4 separate regions of the Mus musculus genome follow, and regions 2, 3 and 4 are each linked to region 1. A link is a loop called in an ENCODE intact Hi-C map of the cell type or tissue named here. Cell type or tissue: heart. All regions are shown on one strand. Links, peaks and the distances in the headings refer to the core of each region. The heading gives the core; the rest is flanking DNA.

Region 1 (5,332 bases), core at 213-5,212:
ACAATCACCTTTAATTCCAGCCCCAGGGGATCTGTCTACTGGCCTCTATGGTAACTATACTCACTAGCACAAAGCCCACCACACACACACACACACACACACACACACACACACATTAAAAAGATAAAATCATAAAGAGATGCCATTGGCCAGGTTCACAGCCTATCCCTGCCACTTGCACCTGGAAGGAGCCACACACCTTAGGGGAGAAATTAAGGATACTCAGACCTGAAAGTATCCATTTTCTCTGGACGGTAACAAAGACAGTGTATCTCTAAGAAACCACTCTGGTCTAGGTTTTCTGTCTTTATAAAATGTAGCCAACTTAATCTTGGCCTTCTTGGTCAGAACAAAGGTTTAAATTCTTCAGCACAGAAAAAGTTCCAAAGTATCAAATGCCTTAAAATACTGTTCAGTTCTCCTTTATCAAGAATGCCCCTGCAGCAGGAACTAATCAGATACTAAGGACCCAACACAAAGCACTTGTGTGCCTAGACATTTCACTACAGGAAGGAGAAAGTTCAACTTACCAAGAACATCACATTTTGCTTTCAGAAGTCCAGAAACTAATCCTTCTAACAGTAACTGATTTACATTCATTATAAACTGAACACATTAAGTGTAATATCTGGGGATCTGAGATAGTAACTTCAGTTGTCAAAATCTGGTGGGTTTTGAGGGGGAAGGGAGTAGGTTTTGAGGCAACAGTCATGGTTTTGAGTTTTGCATTTGGTTGGTTCATTGGTTGGCTGATTGGCTGGCCAATCCCCCACTCAGAAATAGTTTACACAATATAAATAGAAATAATTAGCAACTCTTAATCTCATTAACAAGAATGCTTAAAATTCTCACCTATAAAATGAATTCTTTTGTGCCCTATTTTCTCAAGTGGCAGATGGTCTAAAATTTTAAAAACACTGGGTTTTTAATTTTTTATTATTGTTTCAACAGTATACATATGTAGAAGAAACCTGTCTTTTCCTTGGCCCCCAAATACAGATAAGTCTGTCCAGACAGACAGAAGATAGAACTAATGCATAGCCTAGCCAAGCTACACATCACCAGCATCAGATAACCTGTGGACACTTCACACCCACAGGGGAGAGCTTTCAAGCCATCACAAGTCAATTCCAGGCCCACTTGGGCTCTGCAGAACCTCCACCCTGCAGGCCATGAATAGGGAAGGCAAAAGGGAGTAATGGTTGTCACTCTGATGATAAGGGAGAAGCTGCCTCCCTGGACCCAAAGAAAGCCTAGCTTCCTCTGATCAGAGCCCCCTTCACACCAAAGACCCAAGGAAACAGCTATCAGCCGGACCCTTCCATCCTCCCTCCCCCAACCCCCAAAAAATGTAAATTTAAAAGAGAGAAGGGCAGGAGAGAAGAAATGACATCTAATCTGTCCTGGGGTCAGCTGAAATCAATCCTACCTAAAGTCTTACACTCAAACATAGTAACATTTTAAAAGGAGAGTGAGTGAGAGATGGTAGTTCAACGAAGTCTGTGATGGGACCACATGAGCTATTGGTCTAACCCAAGTTGTCAAGAATTTAAATTTTTAGAATGGGAGAGGGAGAGGGAGGTGGCAGAGAGGAGGTGGCAGAGAGGTAGGGCTGCGTGTGCGTGTGTGTGTGTGTGTGTGTGTGTGTGTGTGTGTGTGTGTGTGTGTGTTCAAGCCCGCCCCACTTGTGCTTGGTTTATTTCCTGGAGAGGACAGCTTATAGTCACCTCTGTGCCTGCTCTCAGGCACAGAGGTTACCCGAGGCTAGGCACCCAAAAGAGAATCCTGGCTAAGTTTACACTTGGGACGACAGAGCAGCGCCCAGGGCCAACGTACAGCCTTCAGGAACAATGCCTCAAGGGTCCCGATCTAGGCTAGCAAAGGTCGGCTGCGCACCATTCCCAGCTCTCTACATCACTCGGACCTGAGACCCCATCAGGCCCACGCCGCGGGTGGGACCCGGCCCTCCCGGCAGGTGGCTCTGACCCACAGCCCACGCCCCACGCCTCACCCAGCAGCGCCCGCAGGTGCTTCAGGCGGGTCAGCACGTCCTTCTTGGGGTCCAGCACCTTCTGCGTGGACTTTTTCACATCTCCGTGGCTCCTTCGGGAGAACATCCCGCCGCGGTAAGCCTGGGCCCCGCCGGCGGGGCAGGAGGCGCCTGCGCCGCACGAGTCACTGCATAGGGTCGCGACGGGCGCGTGTCGCTCCGGCCACAAGCCGCCCCCCTCCCGGCCGCCTCGCCGCCTCAGCCTCAGCGGAGGCTCCAGGAAGGAGGGGCGGGCCGAACGGTCAGGGGCGGGGCAGGAAGGCGGTGTCGATGCGAAACCCTCGGCCCCGCCCCACGGGTGCCTCTGGTCCGCCCTCCGGCGCGACGCACGCGCACATCCCGGACTGTTCACGCACTAGGAGCCTGAGGCTAGGAACCTCGCGGGGACGCGCGCCCAGCTTCGAGTCTGCGCAGTGACCTCCAATCAGATTGCGGTGTTTTCCATATGACCAGGACCGCGAGCTCCCGCCCCTATATGGGCCGCAAGTGCTCCCGGGAACTGTAGTCCCCACAAGACGAAGCGCAGCGACCTGCTTTCCAGAGTGCTAGATGCCACCCTTGAAACTCACACTCCCTCCCCTCTACTGCCTGGCCTGCGTACCTACCCCTCCCAACCCCCCACTCTCTCACAGACACACACAAAGTAAGAAAAGCTGTAGGACTTTTAAATTTTGAAAACTATTTCTAGATTTTTTTTTTTTTTTTTTACTTCTGGATTCACACTAAGGAGCAAGACAAAGCACGTGTGGCCATGTCAAAATCTGATCTCTAATTTCACACTAAAGTAAATAAATGGCTTTGGTAGCAGAGAAGAGTGGGCCTGTTGTCCAGTGAGGTCCACTCAGTCCCCAAGGCATCTGGAACCCAATCTCAAGTGCAGAGGTCAGTCTTGCCTCTTGCTTTGCGGATAGAGCTCCTGGGTTATGCAAGGCCTCATAGCAATCCAATAACAGAACCAGAAATAGAACCTGAAGGACCTGACTCTCGGGCCAACATGCTTTTTAAGGCCAGATGCCTATTCACTGAAGCAAGACTTTAAGACAGAAGATGCTCAAATGATTTCTTACCAGAAAACTGACTATATAATTGTTTATTATCATCTGGATCCCCAAGGTTTGATATTTTGGCTTTATTAGCAAGTACCTAAAGAGGCACCTTAGAATCACATGTTTTTCATCCAAATAGGCATAATCCAAGAGTCTTTTTCTCTAGTGGAGGAAAGTGCTAGAAATGTACACACCCTTGTATTAAGCTTGGTATTTGATCTCTACAGGCACTCAATAAACTCATTAAGTTAAAAAAAAAAAAAGATGATAAAGCAGCCCTACACATTTCAACTCAGCATGCAAAAACTTCTCCGTTCTGGTAAATTCTATTTTTAGAGTTATCAAAATAGCATGGCTACGACTAAGATATACCCAAAGGAACAGTATTTAGCCAAAAAAACAAAACAAAACAAAACAAAACAGACTACAGACAGATCACCTAACAGCAGAAATCTCACAGACCTAGAGATGTAATCTCCATGCCTAGGATGATGGGAGAGCTGTTGCGCCTCCTGCATCCCCAGATGACATCATAGATGAAGGCCATAATCTCCCCAATTCTGTTGTAAGGGAGAGAAGTGATGCTGTCTCTAACATTACGGCAAGAGTATTTGTCACCATCAGTTTATCCTGTGCCCTGTTTCAGATTTTAAAACACATGTTCACTGTTCCATTCCTTTGAACAAGGACATCTTTTCTTACACTGATTGAAAAAGTAAAATGAATTTATCCCACTGAAATCAATTTTTCTCTTGCAATGTGAGCTCTCATTATTAGCAAACATCTAGTAAAGACCTATGGTGTAAAAACAAGATCCTAAGCCCAGGAAATAACAGATATTACAAGAAGCAGTTCTCTCACTGCCAGAGCTTCCAATCCAACTGAGGAGGAAAAACTAGACAAATATATGCATTTCTGTATGCTAAATATATGGCAGTGTTAGAAACTGGATAGACAAAAACCAGGCATCTATGCATGTAAGTTCATCTCATCTATCATACTTACAGAGTGAAGACATAAGACTGCAACACCCACCTCCCTTTTTAAAAGAATCACGTATTAGTGTTTTGATGCTTATTTACCCAGGACACCTCCCAGTTTTGTTTTGTTGGGGTTTTTTGATTGTTGCTGTTCTCTCAAAAAATCCTCTTGTTGGTCTTCTAACCCCTTGAGGAAATTATTCACCCTGAAGTTACTTACTTCTTCCTTGGGCTTTAGAGTGTCAAGTACTTTTCAGACACTCCATTGCCGCCTTAATCAATAAATAACAAACATGAAATTCAAAGTTTAAAACTTGGGGCTGGAGAGATGCCTCAGTGCTTAGGAGTTCTGGCTGTTCGACTACAGGAGCCAGGTTCAATTTCCAGCACTTCCATGGTGGCTCACAACCATCTATAACTCTAGTCTCAGAGGTCAGATGCCCTTTCCAGCCTCTGAGGACAGATGTGCACACAGGGCACAGACATACACCCATACACATAAAATAAAGATCAGTATGTGGGGCCAGAGAATTGGCTCGGTAGTTAAGAGCACTTGCTGCTCCTCCAGAGGATCCAAATTCTGTTCCCAGCACCTATGTAGGTGGCTCAAAATCACCTGTAACTCCAGCTCTAGGGTGTGTGACATTCTCTTCTGACCTCTGCAGCCATCAGCACATACCTAGCACAGACTTACACAATCACAAAATGTAAAAAAAAAAATTAAAATCTAAAAAAGAAAAATTTAGCTTGTAACAGACAAAGTAATGCTACTCTGAAATAACACTTAGAAAGAAAGAAAGAAAAAAAAAAAAAGACAGGATGTTACCAGTAGTTAGAGGAGGTGCTGTCTGCCTTGGGTGTTTCCAGGTTCTTGGCCTCTTATTCAACAATGAAATAAAAGCCTACACAAATTGCAAAGTAGAGAGGAAACTTTATTTAAAGCAAAGCAATAGAAAAAAGATGAGAATGCACAGTAGGGAGCAGCAGGCAGCATGTGTGAAAATACTCAAAGGTCCTAATTAGTGCTTGGAGCAGTAATTTGGGGCGGGGGCAAAAAAAGAAGAAGAGAATGAGTTATTTAGTAATTAAGGGGTACTTCTCCATCATGGTTAATAGATATGAATTATGCTAGCTTTGCTCCATAAAGTGTCTTATTTTAATCATATCCATGCCCAGTTATGCATAAGCATAAAATGGTAAATAGAAAATCCATAGGTGCACACAGTGTTGTCTTACTGAGCATGAACCCAAACTTG
Region 2 (5,332 bases), core at 96-5,095, 63 kb after region 1:
ATATGGCAGTCTCTACATGGTCCATCCTTTCATCTCAGCTCCAAACTTTGTCTTTGTAATTCCTTCCATGGGTGTTTTGTTCCCAATTCTAAGGAGGGGCATAGTGTCCACACTTCAGTCTTCATTCTTCTTGAGTTTCATGTGTTTAGCAAATTGTATCTTATATCTTGGGTATCCTAGGTTTGGGGCTAATATCCACTTATCAGTGAGTACATATTGTGTGAGTTCCTTTGTGAATGTGTTACCTCACTCAGTATGATGCCCTCCAGGTCCATCCATTTGCCTAGGAATTTCATAAATTCATTCTTTTTAATAGCTGAGTAGTACTCCATTGTGTAGATGTACCACATTTTCTGTATCCATTCCTCTGTTGAGGGGCATCTGGGTTCTTTCCAGCTCCTGGCTATTATAAATAAGGCTGCTATGAACATAGTGGAGCATGTGTCCTTCTTACCACTTGGGGCATCTTCTGGATATATGCCCAGGAGAGGTATTGCTGGATCCTCCGGTAGTACTAGGTCCAATTTTCTGAGGAACCGCCAGACTGATTTCCAGAGTGGTTGTACAAGCCTGCAATCCCACCAACAATGGAGGAGTGTTCCTCTTTCTCCACATCCACGCCAGCATCTGCTGTCACCTGAATTTTTGATCTTAGCCATTCTGACTGGTGTGAGGTGGAATCTCAGGGTTGTTTTGATTTGCATTTCCCTGATGATTAAGGATGTTGAACATTTTTTCAGGTGCTTCTCTGCCATTCGGTAATCCTCAGGTGAGAATTCTTTGTTCAGTTCTGAGCCCCATTTTTTAATGGGGTTATTTGATTTTCTGGAGTCCACCTTCTTGAGTTCTTTATATATGTTGGATATTAGTCCCCTATCTGATTTAGGATAAGTAAAGATCCTTTCCCAATCTGTTGGTGGTCTTTTTGTCTTATTGTTTCTTTTACTTTCTAAGTCTTCTCAAACTCCCAGCAGTGCCCCTTCCTATCCTGCATCTTATGATGAGTATAGACTGGCTTTTACTTTCTGAAACAGACTGACATTTGAATAAGTGAATATGGTGATAGCCTAGATCTAAGCATGTTTCACATGCACAAACATACAGACATGTCCAGATACATACATGTATGCCCACACAGGCTTCATTCTCAGAGGGCCCCTTCCTACAGCTATGCACCGAGGCCAGCAGCCTTAGGTAGCCTTGGAGAATGTCTCATGACCTTCATCCATAAAGGTCAGAACAAGGAAGGCAATCTGAGCAGCCTCTAAAACCAGAGTTCTTCTCAGTGTCCTACCCAGACAGTCAGAGCTATGGGGTCTGCACACAGCAGCACACAAGCAATGGTGGCCTCAAGTGATTCAGGGGGAAGTGATAGGTAGTGAGCGTTAACAGTGGGAACAAAAGCGGCTACATGTCCCCATGTGAATTTGCTGAGTCACTATAACATCACTAAAAGTCAAGTGGCTTAAATGACAGAAATGTATTTCTCTTGGTTCTGGACACTAGATGTCCAAAATCAAGGTGCTGGCCTCTTTGTTTCTCAGAGGTCTCTCTCCTTGGTTTGCAGGTGACTGTCATTTCCCTGTGTCCTAGTATGTCCTTCCCTATGTGACTCTGAACCAGTTTCCTTTGCTCATAAGAACATTAGTCGTATTGGATTAAAGTCTATTTGTATGACCTCATCTCATCTTAGCTACCTTTCTGTAGAGACCTTGTCTCCTTCTGTTTGGATAGGATTTTTTTTTTTTTTTCTTCCTGGGGCTAGTGTGCTAGAAGCTTGATTGCCTCCATTTTCAACCTCAGAAGATGGCTTGGAGCTTGGAGTTGACTGGACAATTTGAACTGCTGATCTTGGAAGGGTTGATGGAATTCCTTCTCCCACCTTGCTCACCTTTCAATCTCATGCTCATTCCTGTCCTGTTGCCATGCTGTGATGCAGCCAAGGGACGCTCACAGGAACCCCCACCCCCAACTAGGAGCTAAGTAAACCTCTCTTTTTTATAAGTTACTCAGTCTTGGATATTTTGTTATATCAACAGAAAGTGGACTGATACATCTCCTAATACAACTGCATTCTGAAGTTTTGGGGGCTAGGAAATCAATATGTGTCTAAGGAGGCTGTAAATCAATCCACAACACCCATAAAGGTAAGGGGCTGATGATTTCCTGTGACCTGGGGAATCACACGCCCCCTTGATGGATCAGAGAATGGGAGATAGGAAGCTCTCCCTGATTCTAGACGCCAAGACTGAAATTCCAGCTCCTGTGAGATTTTACTCAGCCCAGTGTAGGGGAACGTGGAAGATGGCTTGTTCTTGTTCCTCATCTTGCCTCAGGCAGGGTAAGCAAATCCTTACTTGAGTGTAAACCCACTGTGTAGCTTTTTCTGGAAGCTGAAAACGTCATATGTGTTGAATTAGAATGCATGTTGTCTACTTACAAATAGTAGGGTGTAGGAAAAAAGGGTTAAGAAAGAAACTCAGGGACTTGGGCAATAGGCCAGTGGCAGAGCACTTGCCCAGCATGTACAAGGTCCTGACTTCTATCCCCAGTACCAGGGGAGAGAAGAAAAAAGAGCTCTTGTCTAAAGTGAGCTTGGCAGTAGCCATGAAATTCCTTCTTTTTCACGTTCTAGCAATTATGGTACCAATAAAATCAGCCAACTGAATTATTACAAGGAGTTATTATAATGCTCTTTTATATTGGGGCATATAAACTCTTGGATATATGAACCACTAATGCCCAATTGTTTATCTTTTAATATAAAGTCTTTCCAAGGGCAGGCAGAAATAATAGGACACAGACTCTGGCTCCTGTGGGGTCATGTGTTTCAGCAGCTGATAGGGGAGTTTGTCTGGGCCACACTTTTCTAAATATAACATCTGCCAAGTTTCCTCAAAAGGGTAGTCTTGTGCCCTGAGGGAATGCGATAGGCAAGCTCTTAAAGGAAAAGGCTTCAAGAAGTGTGGAATCAGCAATTAAATAGGAAAGTGCCTCTCTTCGCCTTGTCCAGGAAGCAAAGGTTTGCATGCCAGGAAGCACTTTCTATTTATGCCTGGTAAATCCAACCTAACACAAAAGGAAGATCCGTGAAAGTGCCATTGGCAAAGAATAACATTTTTATGAGGAAAGAGTGGTCAAGGGTTAGTTTGTTTCCCTTAATTTCTGCAAAGACTGCAGCTTGGTAGGGTGAGGGCCAAAGTTCACAGAGAGAGACGCTGTGAGCTTGGTCTACATCCTGTTAAAGTGTATGTGTGCAAGTATACTCGAATATTTGAGTAGGTTTCCAAAATGTAAAAATGTGATTTTGTACAAGGTTTTGCATTTCTAGCCTCCCTTCAGGGAATGGAAGGTGGGTGTCCCTGGGTCCTGGGTGGCAATGACTGTTGAGAACTAGGATGACATAGTGGCTTTGTTTACTCTAAGCAAGATAAGAGGCAAGGTGTTTTCAGGGGCAAGGTATTTTCCTCAGTTTAATCGTCTTTCAATCCACTTTCCTCATTCTCTGTGTCTAGGCCAAATATAAAGTGCTTGTGTGTTTTTCCTGTTAAGCAACACATTTTTTATGAATTTAAAAGGTACCACTAGTATTACTATTTTTAAGTTAACTTACAAAGTAACAAGTTTCCCTATGGCATTTCCATACATACTTGGTTTTGGTTGGCTTTCCCTCCCACCACCCCTCCCTCTCTATTGTCTTCTTGCTCCCCCCTCCCTGCTCACCCCTTTTACCTCCCTCAAAATTCTCCCTTCCCCCTTCAAATCACCTGTGTTTCATTACTCTTCTCTCTTTTAAGGGTTTGTGTGTCTGTGTGTGTGATTGTTGTTTTCTTTTTTCTTTTTTCCCTCTCATGAACCCCTTTCTCCTTTCCTGATTCTGACAGATTTGGTTTTTGTGACAGGGTCTCAGGCCTCCTGAATGCCTAGATGTTTTTAGCTAGCTGAGGATGACCTTGTACCCCTGCCTCCACCTCCCGTCCGAGTGCTGAGGCGACAGGGCTGAGGCAACAGGTGTGGGTTACCAGACAGGGCTTCCTGATACAAACTGTTAATTGTTAACTTATTCATTCACCCACTTCCAGAAAATAGGGGTATAAAGTATCTCCCTTTGACACCTGGCATGGGCTTTTAAACCTTTAAAGTATGCACTCAACAGAAATGTTTCTAGTAACAAGTAAGAATCAATTTGCTATTTTAAAAGTCCTCAGTTGATACCATTTGCCCTAGTTAGGGCTACTATTGCTGTGATAAAACACCCAGACCAAAGCAACTTGGAGAGGAAGTTTCAGCTTACTCTTCCATAACACCATTTACCTTTGAAGGAAATCAGAACAGGAACTCAAACTAAGCAGGAACCTGGAGGCAGGAGCTAATGCAGTGGCCATAGAGGGGTGCTGCTTTCTGGTTTGTTCCTCATGGCTTGCTCAGCCTGATTTCTTATAAAAAACCAAGGACCACCAGCCCAGGGATGCCAGCACCCACAATGAGCTGAGCCCTCAAAATCACTAACTAAGAAAAATGCCCTACAGTCTTGCCTATAGGCCAGTCTTATGAAGACATTTTTCCTTTTTCTTTTTTTAATTAGGTATTTTCTTCATTTACATTTCAAATGCTATCCCAAAAGTCCCCCATACCCTCCCCCCCCACTCTCCTACCCACCCACTCCCACTTCTTGTCCCTAGCATTCCCCTGTACTGAGGCATATGAAGTTTGCAAGACCAAGGGACCTCTCTTCCCAATGATGGCCCTTCTGCTACATATGCAGCTAGAGACATGAGCTCCGGGGGGGTACTGGTTAGTTCATATTGTTGTTCCACCTATAGTTGCAGACCCCTTTAGCTCCTTGGGTACTTTCTCTAGCTCCTCCATTGGGGGCCCTGTGTTCCATCCAATAGCTGACTGTGAGCATCCACTTCTGTGTTTGCCAGGCACCAGCATAGCCTCACAAGAGAGAGCTATATCAGGGTCCTTTCAGCAAAATCTTGCTAGTGTATGCAATGGTGTCAGCGTTTGGAGGCTGATTATGGATGGATCCCCGGGTGTGGCAGTCTCTAGATGGTCCATCCTTTTGTCTCAGCTCCAAATTTTGTTTCTGTAACTCCTTCCATGGGTGTTTTGTTCCCAATTCTAAGAAGGGGCAAAGTGTCCACACTTTGGTCTTCGTTTGAAGACATTTTTTAAACTGAGGCTCCCTCCTCTCAGATGACTATAGCTTTTGTCAAGTTGATTTAAAACTATCCAGCACACCATCCGATGAAGAGAACACCTGGGCAGAGAAAAATTACGTTGAATATATTAAGTTAAAAGCAGATTAGGAACACACCTTTAATCC
Region 3 (5,332 bases), core at 117-5,116, 580 kb before region 1:
TCAGAGGGCTCCATGGAAGAGAAGCTGGAAATTACTAGCACAGTACAGGTCCATGCTTTACCTTCCTAGATTTCATGTGCTCATTTACTCACTCTTTGTAGACAGACACTATAGTCATGGCAATTTTACCTTTGAATTTCCTTTAGACTTTCCTCCCATTGTGCGTATTTTATCCAGTTGCTAATCACAGTCCTATTTTTTCTTATGTTATCTTCAAAAGTCTGAAAGGCAAAGGGGGGCGGGGAGCAGTACAGTAAAGAGAAAACGACTTTGCTTTTCCTTATGATATACACTTCTCGTTTTACTCTTCCTAAAAGAAATTATATCCTAGATGCCAAGGAACAGCAGCTTTCCTCCAGAAGGGTATCAGTGACAGGTGTTTCTCTAAAGTTTATGGAGACAAGAAAAATGTAGGGGTAGCTATTGCAAGATTTTGCTGTTCTCTGTAATAATTAACGAGTACTTTAATATATTCTACTCTCATTCCTTTTAAGAACAAGAATGTTAAAACACCTTTCAAGATTACCTTCAAGTGCTCAGTAATTTATAGAACTTCCCATATAACTTCCATAATATTCGTGGATTAAATAATTCCCAATATTCGCCTGAGGTCCCATCACATAGGCTCTCTGGGAGCTCGTTCCCACTGTGGGCAGCAACTGGGACAGGTTGCACAGTGCATTCTGACGGACTCACCTTCCTTTTCCGGAGTTTGTAATCGTTTAATTCTTCCTCATCTGTGATCTTCTGCTGAGGTGGAGGTGGGAGGAGCTCGAGTTCTCTCTCTTTAGCTTCTCGGAGGAGCTGCTCGGCCGTTATCTGCACTTCGGCCGGCGCCTTGTTCTTCACCTTTTAAGACAAAGAGACATTCCTATTTTGGGTAGTGCTCTCCACACGAGATTTTAAAACCCTTGTATATTTTCCAGGACATAAACTTCCTAAGAATGGCAGGGTGGTGGCACACACCTTTAATCCCAGCACTTGGGAGGCAGAACCAGGTGGATTTCTGAGTTCAAGGCCAGGCTGGTCTACAGAGTGAGTTCCAGGACAGCCAGGGCTACACAGAGAAACCCTGTCTCGAAAGAAAAAGCCCTCCTAAGAATGTGCCCAAGATGCCATCTTTGAATAACATCTTCAATTCTCCATGAGGGGCAGGGGGAAAAAAAAATCACACTCCTTCCTCTTTATAACCTGCTTAGAGAACTCCTCTACATATTTTAATCCTTCTAGTGGACAAGCTGGTTTTCCATGACATTTTAGGCCAACTGAAACTTGTTTTTACTAAGTCTCCATCATTAGCCTGTAAGCTTTTAGAGCACCTGAAGCTATAGTTCCAACACAGGAGCTTAAAAGTCAAATGTGTTCAAGTGCAGATGGACCCTAAGTTCTAATTGGCCTTTTTACTGCTGTGATCGAACATCACCAACAAAAGCAACCTGCAGAGGAAAGAGCTGACTGATTGGCTTACACAACTGGACCACAGTCTTCATGAATGGAAGACACGGCAGGAAGCTGGAGGCATACCAGCTGTGCTCAGTCTGCTCTCACAGACTACACCAGAGCCCCTGCCCAGGTGTGGCACTGCCCAAGTAGGCGGGGGGGGGGGGGGCGTCCACATCAATTGGTAATCAAGAAAATGCCTCACACACTTGCCAGCAAGCAAGCTTAGGGACGAATTTTCTTAGTCCAGATGCCTCCTCCTAGATAACTTTATCTTGTGTCAAGCTGTCAAAAACTTAGTCAGCATGCATTCCCTGGCTTTTATGACTCAGGATAGGGGTTTGGGAGCGGGGGTAGGGGGGAAGCTACCACATCAGACTTTTACAATAATTACATGTGGAAATAAGAACTTGTCTCAAGACAAAATGGCCAAATCAGACTTCCAGAGAATGACTGTATGTGATGGCTAAGTGCAAGATTTGACACTTATTAAGTATTGATGAAGTATCAACCACAGTTGGAAATATAACAATTTACTATCTAACCTAAATTTTATGCCATTGCCCAGAGCCTATCCTCTGCCATTCTCTTCACTGCCTAACTTTGATGCAGCCTAAGTGTTAACTTCCTTCACAAAGTTTACCCTCAAGTTTACAGGCACCCTTCTGGCTCTTGCCCATGGCATATCTACACTACTTGGATACATCTATCTGGGTTGCCATTTCGCTCTCTCTCCAGTTTTAGTGGAGCACTCTTGCCCGGAGTAAAAGTAGGGGATCCCCAGAGACTAGCAAAGCAAACAGTTTACCGAACCGAACCGATGCTTTGCAACCCTGGAAGGAAGGCTGGGCAGACGCGAGACGAGCTCGGAGTGACAAGACCCTGCGCCACCTCACCGACCACCTGTCTTCTTGGACCGCGGCACAGAGATCGCTGTCTCGAATCTCTGGTGCCCGACACCGCAGATGCTGTTCGGGGGCTCCTCCCGGTCGCCTACCTTGGCCACTTTAGGAATGCGCTGTTTCCCGGCCGCCGTGGAGGCTGCCATGACTGCAGCCGTGGAACTCGAGCGATCCTGGCCGACAACCGGACTTGAGAAAAGCACTTCGAACCGGCCGGCACAACAGAGTCAGCCACAACAAACTAGATACCGGAACCGGAACCGGAACTTGCGAAGACGACCTTTGACCGCCTCACCAGTCAGGGGAAACGCCGCGTCGTTTCCTTAGCAACTGTGTGCGCGTCCTCTGTGGAGACTTGCGGCTTGCTGGAGCTGCGGGTGAGGTGGGTAGGGCGGGCTGCGCCGCAGGGATATAGGGCTCTGGCGGCGAGGGCTCATCCAGGTCTATCTCCGGGATGCGTGCAGCTGTAGGCCGTGGCACCTTTGAGGGGCGTAGAAATCCATTTCAGGTGTAGAAACTCCGGGGAGAAGGGAAAAGCACCGAGGAAACCCTGCAAGCAGCCTGGGCAGCGGTGCATTCTGGGATTTGTAGTCTTTCGAGTTCCCGCCCCCTCGCCTTAGGCTTCCCCGCGATTGGACCAAGTTAATAATCTTGAAATGTGGATTTTTTTAAAAAAAAAATCAGAAGAGGTATTTTTGAAACAAGATGTTAGAGAAAGGTGGAAATTAGTCAGTAGCAAAGCACCTACAGAAACTGATCAAATTTTTAGTCTGTAAATTTTTTTTTTTTTTTTTTTTTTTTTATTTTCCGAGACAGGGTTTCTCTGTATAGCCCTGGCTGTCCTGGAACTCACTCTGTAGACCAGGCTGGCCTCGAACTCAGAAATCCGCCTGCCTCTGCCTCCCAAGTGCTGGGATTAAAGGCGTGCGCCACCACGCCCGGCATGTAAATTTGTATTATCTCAATTCTCTTATCCTTAATATCCTTAGCTATAAAAGGATAAAAGTATCTATTTCCTTAAGATTAAAGAAAAAAATCTGTCTCTGTAAAATACTCGCTAGATGTTAGTACGTATAATATCTGAAGTACATTAAAAACAGTGATTTAGCATATAGTTAAGATAATTTTTTAAAATAAAAATTTTGGAATTGACAGCAAAATTGGGAAGGTGAGCTTTTCCTACTCTTTCCCCACCCTCAAAGGACTTTCTACGATCCATCCCCACCCCGTGTCAGTTACAAGAAACTGTTAGAGTTTACTTTTGTAACAGTCTTGAGATTTAGGACAACGGCAAGATTTTTTGTTTTGTTTTGGAGACAGGGTTTCTCGGTGTAGTCCTGATTCCCTGGTTGTCCGGGAACTCACTCTGTAGACCAGGCTGGCCTGGAACTGTCAACATCCTCAGGGTACCTCCTGTTCATCCTCCCCCTCGAGCCTTTGTCCATCAATACTCCTTTTTATCAAGCATTTTGTTTGTTTGTTTTTTAATTCCTTCTTTGAAAGTTTTGCGTCTTAATCATAGCCATTCCTCCAGCTTTCCCCAGATCTACCCCACTCCCTATTCACCCAACTGTGTGTCTTTTTGTTTTTTAACCTTTGAAGACTAATTCGTATTGCCCAGATATTCTTGGATATGTGGTCTACTGGAGCTTGGTCAACTTACCAGAATGTTATACTCTTAGAGAAAACTCATGCTTTCCAGCAGCTAAAAAATGACCAATTTCTCCACTGCCAGGTGTGGTATTGTGTGCCCATCTCTCCATAAGGGGATTTGGTCTGGCTTGAGTTTGCACAGGTTTTGTGCTGCGCTGCTGTGTCCAGATGTTTTCTGTAGTCGTCCACTGCCTCTTGAGCGCACACACTGCCTCCTCTCTGATAGTGAGAGCCTTGGGGGCTGAGAGAGTGCGGACACTGGACTGAGGTAGCAGGGATCGATTGATCTATTTTTTTTTAATGTCTCTGTAGTTCTTTGTAGATGGTTGGAGTCATATACCTCTTCAGATTACTGTCTCTCATTTAGTAACGTGCATTTACGCTCGTCATTTATTAGTGACTTAATTAAATCCTTATGAGTTTTTTGTTACAGGTGGTGATGACGATGATTTGTTTGTTTGTTTGTTTGTTTGTTTGTTTTGGTGTTGTTTGTTTTCTGGTACAAGGTCTTACTGTGTAGCCCTGGCTGGCCTGGAACTCCCAGAGATCTACCAGCTTTTTGCCTCCCAAGTACCGGGATTAAAGGCTGGTACCACCACATCTGGCAATAGATAATTGTTTTAAGGAATTTCCATACTTGCCCAACTCCTAGTATTTGGGGAAAAAAATAAGTATGCCATGATATCACTCCTACTCTCTCTAAACTTTCTTTTGCAATTTTTCCAAACTACAAATGAGTATAGCCAAAATCAAAGCATTTGCCACAGCTCTAAACCATGTCATCCAAATATTCAAAATCATCTCGTTTCCCAAACATTAAATACACTGAAATTACTTTTGCTGTGCTCCTAAAGTGAAACCACCCGACAGGCCAATAGCTGCTAAGATAAGAGAGTGGGGGAGAGGAAGCTAGTATCCCAGGTTTTGGAGATGTTGCCTAGATACCAAGGTCTTCTTGTCTTTGCAACATGAAGTGCTTCTATTCTGAGTCCATGGTTCCACTAGGCAACAGCTGGGCAGCGCTAAGGACGACGGCACAGGTTCTCTAGATAACCACCACGGTCACCATAACACCAAGGCTACACAACACAGACCACGTCACACATAGGGATCTGCTTCTCTCCCACTGTGCTCTGTGAAAATCAAAAGTCCTTGTACCCAGCTCACACGGCTTGCTAAACGCCTGGGCAATGGAAACATCTGGACAGCTTCACTGGTCAGTTATTGTTGTAAAATGGGAACTGGTTAAAGAAAATGAATATTTTGGCATCTCTGATACCTCTCCATTTCTGTAAGCTTGGGCAACATTGAGCCATCCCCAGGAGCTATGTTTGCCT
Region 4 (5,332 bases), core at 94-5,093, 340 kb after region 1:
CAGAAAGCTTTGTGGAATACCTAACATGCACAAGGCTCAATTTAATTTTTTTTAAAGAACATGATTTTTTTAAAAGGTAAAATTTTAATCTCAACATATTCTCAAAAGCCATGCCCTTACTTAGATTAGAATAGTCTGGGGGTTGGGGTTGGGGCCTGGTCATCTACAGGCCTTGAAGGACTTACCAAAGTACTGTAGTAAAACTTTAGTTAGATATGTATAGGTTGCTTTTCTCACTGCTGTGATCAAATGCTAACAGAAGCACCTTAAGGTGGATTCGTTCTGGTTTGTGGGTTAAGAGGGAACAGTCTGCCATGGTAGGAAAGGGATGTCAGAGTTCACTATAGCAAACGTGTGTAGCTGAAACTCCTCACATCTGGGTAGACACAGGAAACAAGGAACAGGGAATTCTGACGCTCTCTTGTTGACTCGGTCTCTATTCCACCTGGACCTTACAGCCCCTGGGATGCTGCAGGCTACATTCAGGATGGATCTTTGTCTTCCTTTAAATCTCTCTGGAAATACCCTCAACCAAGGCATGAGTCTCCTAGGTGATTCCAAATCCAATGAAGCAGATGATGATTAGGCATCACACTACAGGCTGTAAATTAACCTCAGTACACTAGCACTACATCAGTGTGATAGAATGAGTTGACAGAGTAACTAAAAGCCATATCAGTGCTAACCTTACAACTGGGCAAGAGGGTCCTGCACTAGATCTGCATATTACAGGCCTGCTCTTGTCCCTTCCTGACCACTTAATGTGAGGTCGAGTGGATGCCCATGGCAGTTCACACACAACTCCTAGAACACAGTCCCAGGTACCCAGAATCCAGGCATTTCCAACTCAGAGGGTCCCAGACTGCTCTCCAGAGTCTTCAAAGATCTCTTTCCTGGGCCGTTCTTATAAGGAACCATCACTAGTATTTAGCTTTAGGCCAAAAGGAGGCTGAGACAAACATATGGATACAGATGGGATTGGTCGAATGGGGAGAAGGCCGGGCACATGGATCCCTACTGTGAGTGAGGTGTGTCTCATCATGCAACCCTGAAATTAGGGAATTATTAATTTAATTAGGGTGGAAAATTAGGGGGTGGATTAGGAAAGAATCAGAGAACTAAATTCCACATATTTAGGAACATGGACTGTATTTCCATGTTCTTAAAAAGGTATATTGGTCAAGGCAGGAGCAGAGACCCTATTTTGCTTATAGCCCATTATGCTGATTTATGACATTTTAATTCAATGAAGCGCACACGTGTGCATGTTTGTGTGTGTGTGTGTGTGTGTATGCATGTGTGTTAGAGTGTACAAGTAGAGGTTAGAGAACAACTCTTGGGAATCAAATCAAACTCAGATTGCCATACCTGCAAAGAAAGCATGTTTCATTTGCTGGGCCATCGTCTGGTCCACATGTTTTTGTTTTTAAGCCAAGGTCGGTCAGGCCCGCCTGGAATTAGAGATCCTCCTGCCTGTCCCCTTGAGTCCTGAGATTACATGGATATATTCTACCTTTCAGCATTTAGGCAGACAGTATGAGGAAGGAAGGATAGGCAAAATCATAATTTAGGGTTGCTGACTTGACCATTTCGTTGCTTCCCCTAATGCCAGTATGGTACTATAAGTCAGAGCGCAATGGACATGTGCAGTGTATAGTGAGCATGTTATAGTGGGACAAGACACGGACACATGCCGTCAGAAGCAGCTTAGATTTATTATGCCTTGATTTTTCAATTGAGTTTTGGTCATTACACATTCAGGAACGGTTTACTGTTGCTGAACTTTTTGACACACAGCTCCCTATCCCTAACCCATTCAGATATGGTGCAATCCCCATGGAGTCCTGACACACTATTAAAGAAATGTTGGTGTCAGGGATGCTTTGCATGAAAATAAAACTACCGACTTGAGAAAAGAGACATAAAATTAAAAGTCTAGGATAAGGAACCACATTGACTACAAGTACGTGTGTACATTTTTTTTTTTTTAATTTCCTATTCCAAGTGGGTTTTAGAATCCAGTTGTCTTTCTTCAGGAAGCCTTTTGCCATGTTGATGGAGGCAAGAATAAAGACTGATTCTGTTCTGGGCCTTTATAACCAGTAGTTCCTCTGAACTGATCTAAGGTTAAGTTAGTCTTGCTGTAATAGTCTGCCCAATTCACTCTGGGGCACCTAGGCTTTTTGTATGGTCACAGCTGAGTTGTGGGACATAGGGTTTATGCCAATGTAGTCTGGCTGGGGGCCTTGTTGGAGAATTGACTGCAGAAGTAAACGGTTTGATTCACAAGGACCTAGTTAGAAACCAAATCTTTCTCCCCTGAAAGGGCTGATGGCAACCTGAGCATTGAAAAACATTCCAGCGTGGGATGGCATATTTGGTTTCTTTGTTTGTTTGTTTTATTTTGTTTGGGGGTGGGGTTTGGTGTTTTGAGACTAGGTTTCTCTGTGTTGTCTTTGTTGTCCTGGAACTCACTCTGTAAATTAGACTGGCCTCGAACTCAGAATTCCTACTGCCTCTGCCCGTAGTGCTGAGATCAAGGGCATATTTGCGGTTCTTAAATTTTGTTTTCTTCTAGCTTTTTGTTTTGCTTTCTAAGTGCTGGTATCAAAACAATCTTGTCACAGGGTCTCTCACTGCAAATTCTAGGAAGGTAAATAAGAAACTGCATCTGATAAAATGAATGCGTGTAGGACGGATTCTGTAGGGGAAGAGAAACACAGCGGTAGCAGAGAGAACGTGACACAGCTCCCTTGTCTTCTCCCTGTACCACCAGGGCTGCTCCACCCTTGCCAGTCTCTCTGTCTTCGCCCCTCCCGGACCCACACCGCGGCTAACCCCGCCTCCTCGGCGCCCCGCCCTTCGCCCCGCCCTCTTCAGGCCGCTAGGCGCCTTGTTTACCCGCGGTGCATGTTGGGGCGGTCTCCTTGGGCAACGCTGGCCCGCCAGCTGCCCTGTGGCAATGCCGCGAGGGCGCGGTGGCGGTGGTGGTGGCCTGCGCCAGGCCTCCGCCACCTCTGCGCCCTTGGCGAGCCCCAGCTACTACGAAAGGGTGGGCCAGCTCCAGCAGGCTCTGCGGGACAGGTACGGCCGCGGGACGGGGCAGGGAGTCAGCGGCGCCACTGAGAGCATCGGGGTACGGTGTCCGGCCCACTTCCCGCCAGTGGTTCACTAGTGTTGGAACTCGCCTGCGACCCCCAACTAGCCCCAGAAGGGGTTAGGAGCACAACTTTACCACGGATGCCCCTTGTTTGAAAGCGCAGAGAGACTGTAATCTCTCATGACAACCAAAGCCAGGTCCCTCAGCCTGCGGATGCGGCCGGAAGTGAGAGTGGGAGTTTTTTTGCCTGCCAGTCTTGATCAAACCTTGTGAATTTCTTTAGTCCTCTCTAGTCCTACATGCCCCCTCCTCACTCTCTCTTCAAGTTGTCATCCTACTTTGACAGCCGCACTGCATCAAAGATGACAGGTCCAGGAACGCAGGCTGGAATGGTGTGTGTGTGTGTGTGTGTGTGTGTGTGTGTGTGTGTGTGTGTGTGTGTGTGTGTGTGTTTGCGCGCGCGCTGTAGTCTTTTAGAAGTGTCTGGGGCTGACTAAATTTCTAGTAAAAGGATGAAATTTTCAACGGGTTCAGCTTCGAGGGTTGGGATTGCCTTTGATTAAGACATGAAAGATGAGAACCATTGGAAAAAGCTAGATCTAAGAATGCATAAATAGAAAAAAGTACAAAGCAATTGACTATAAATAACCACATGGAAAGATAAGTTGTTGGAACACTTATTTAGCTGCCAAATTAATTGGACTTAGAAATCTCATTAGTTGACAAGAAAGGAAATAGATTTTTGGATCTTTTGATAAACAAAACATTTAGTGGGTGTTAAAGTTACAGAATCATTCAGAAGGAACAGGAGGGCTGTAACAATTCTAAGATCATAACAGTAATTGCAGGTGAGGTAAAGTAAGTGATTTTTCAAAGGAATTGCATCTTACACTAGACTTAATTTTTGCCAATTACTTGTTAAGTAACTCCCACGGGCCCTAACTCTTCTTTCCGTGTTTTATCTTCTTTCTACATCCGTTTTTTTTTTTTTTTTTTCCTTCTGACACAGTCCTGCTCACCTACTCTAGGGATCTCTTAATCTCCCACTTAAGAAAAAAAAAATTAACCATTTAGGCGTATGTTGGTGGTGGTCTATGCTGAAGAGACAGAAATAGGAGGACCACAGGTTCAAGGCCAGCCTGGGATACAAGCCAGCCAGGGCAGCATAGTGAGAACCTATCTCCAACACACACACACACACACACACACACACACACACACACACACACACCTTTATTTTTCCTACAGAGCTTTTCTTTTCTCAATACTTTCTAATGTTTGCACCTTCAGTGTGCTTAGTGAGATCTCAGAGAGAATACAATAGAGAGAGAGAGAATGTGTGTGTGTGCATGCACAAGCACGTGTGCACATGCGAGCTCAAGTGTGCCTACATTGAGAATTTTAGGTGAGAAGCAACACCTTTTGCTCACTGTGTAGTACAATGGTGGAGGAGGTGTTTTTGTAAAATGTTTGAATTTATGGGTTAAATCCAAAAGTCAATTAGCCAGCGTCTAGGTGTTACAAATGCCTTATGTGGAATGCCATCACCTCATTGTCACTGAATAATGATCTTTTTTCCAGTTACCCAAGGTGGTGGTATTAGATCTCTGCATATATATATGTGTACACATATATATATGCATCAGCTAATTTAAAAGCAAGAACTTTAGTTTTAGTGCCTTTATCTCATTGTCTGTTGTAGTTCAAGAGTGGTATAGTTACCTTTGGCCTTTACTTATTTGTGTTTTGTAGGCAAAGATCTGCTCTTAAAATGTGACTGATTTAAATGACATTCTTTTTGAACTAGGTTAGTGGTAAGTTATTTTTGCCTCCTATGCTGGAAGCACCTGGTTCTTTATGGTCCTTATGGCACAATAACTGTAATGATTATCCACTTTATGTTTAGCACTTTTTGCTTTAATTAGGAAGCAAGGTAAGGTTGTTGAAGTTACATAAGAAACTGGAGTCAGATTTTATGGCCTGTTCATGGTCCTGCATTTGAAGATTTGTTTTATTTTTAAGTCAGTGTAAATCTATTGCTCTGTGTGATCATTTTTCATTTTAAGAATCTGTAAGTGACTCTAATTAATGCATGCTACACACAAGATAGAAGCAAATAACTCTAGAGAGGGAGCTATAGTAAATGAGTAGGAACATGAGTTCTGCCCATGACAAGTCATGAGACTTCACCAAGGGTCACACACACACACACACACACACACACACACACAC

Evidence for each region. Peaks named below come from ENCODE experiments on the same cell type or tissue, not always from the same donor. Only the 100,000 strongest peaks of a DNase experiment are listed, where the experiment ranks them.
Region 2: a loop joins it to region 1, with 1.8 times the contacts of the local background. A loop is called at or near these places in 2 of 42 quality-filtered maps.
Region 3: it touches region 1 in a loop (3-fold over the local background); 7 of 42 quality-filtered maps call a loop at or near these places.
Region 4: a loop joins it to region 1, with 3 times the contacts of the local background. A loop is called at or near these places in 4 of 42 quality-filtered maps.

The regions. Positions count from the first base shown.
Region 1 is chr2:146,509,783-146,515,114 of GRCm38, forward strand. Ralgapa2 (Ral GTPase activating protein, alpha subunit 2 (catalytic)) reads right to left here and starts at 2,222. Exons shown (of 41, transcript NM_001033348.3): 1 at 2,012-2,222. The coding sequence starts at 2,117. In heart, for the core only: a CTCF peak has its summit at 2,233; DNase peaks (open chromatin) are centred at 2,459 and 2,939; H3K4me3 peaks cover 1,877 bases; H3K27ac peaks cover 1,686 bases.
Region 2 is chr2:146,573,296-146,578,627 of GRCm38, forward strand. Gm52577 (a long non-coding RNA gene) reads left to right here and starts at 2,209. Exons shown (of 2, transcript XR_003954146.1): 1 at 2,209-2,341. In heart, for the core only: no CTCF peak of the experiment used is centred there; a DNase peak (open chromatin) is centred at 2,916; H3K27ac peaks cover 1,544 bases.
Region 3 is chr2:145,932,117-145,937,448 of GRCm38, forward strand. It overlaps Crnkl1 (crooked neck pre-mRNA splicing factor 1), which reads right to left and starts at 2,584. Exons shown (of 14, transcript NM_025820.3): 1 at 2,438-2,584; 2 at 697-849; 3 at 130-221. The coding sequence starts at 2,488. Cfap61 (cilia and flagella associated protein 61) reads left to right here and starts at 2,668. Exons shown (of 27, transcript NM_001369121.1): 1 at 2,668-2,724. In heart, for the core only: no CTCF peak of the experiment used is centred there; DNase peaks (open chromatin) are centred at 2,675 and 5,025; H3K4me3 peaks cover 2,233 bases; H3K27ac peaks cover 770 bases.
Region 4 is chr2:146,852,960-146,858,291 of GRCm38, forward strand. Kiz (kizuna centrosomal protein) reads left to right here and starts at 2,921. Exons shown (of 14, transcript NM_001033298.4): 1 at 2,921-3,084. The coding sequence starts at 2,963. In heart, for the core only: CTCF peaks have their summits at 2,798 and 3,002; a DNase peak (open chromatin) is centred at 2,882; H3K4me3 peaks cover 1,576 bases; H3K27ac peaks cover 1,530 bases.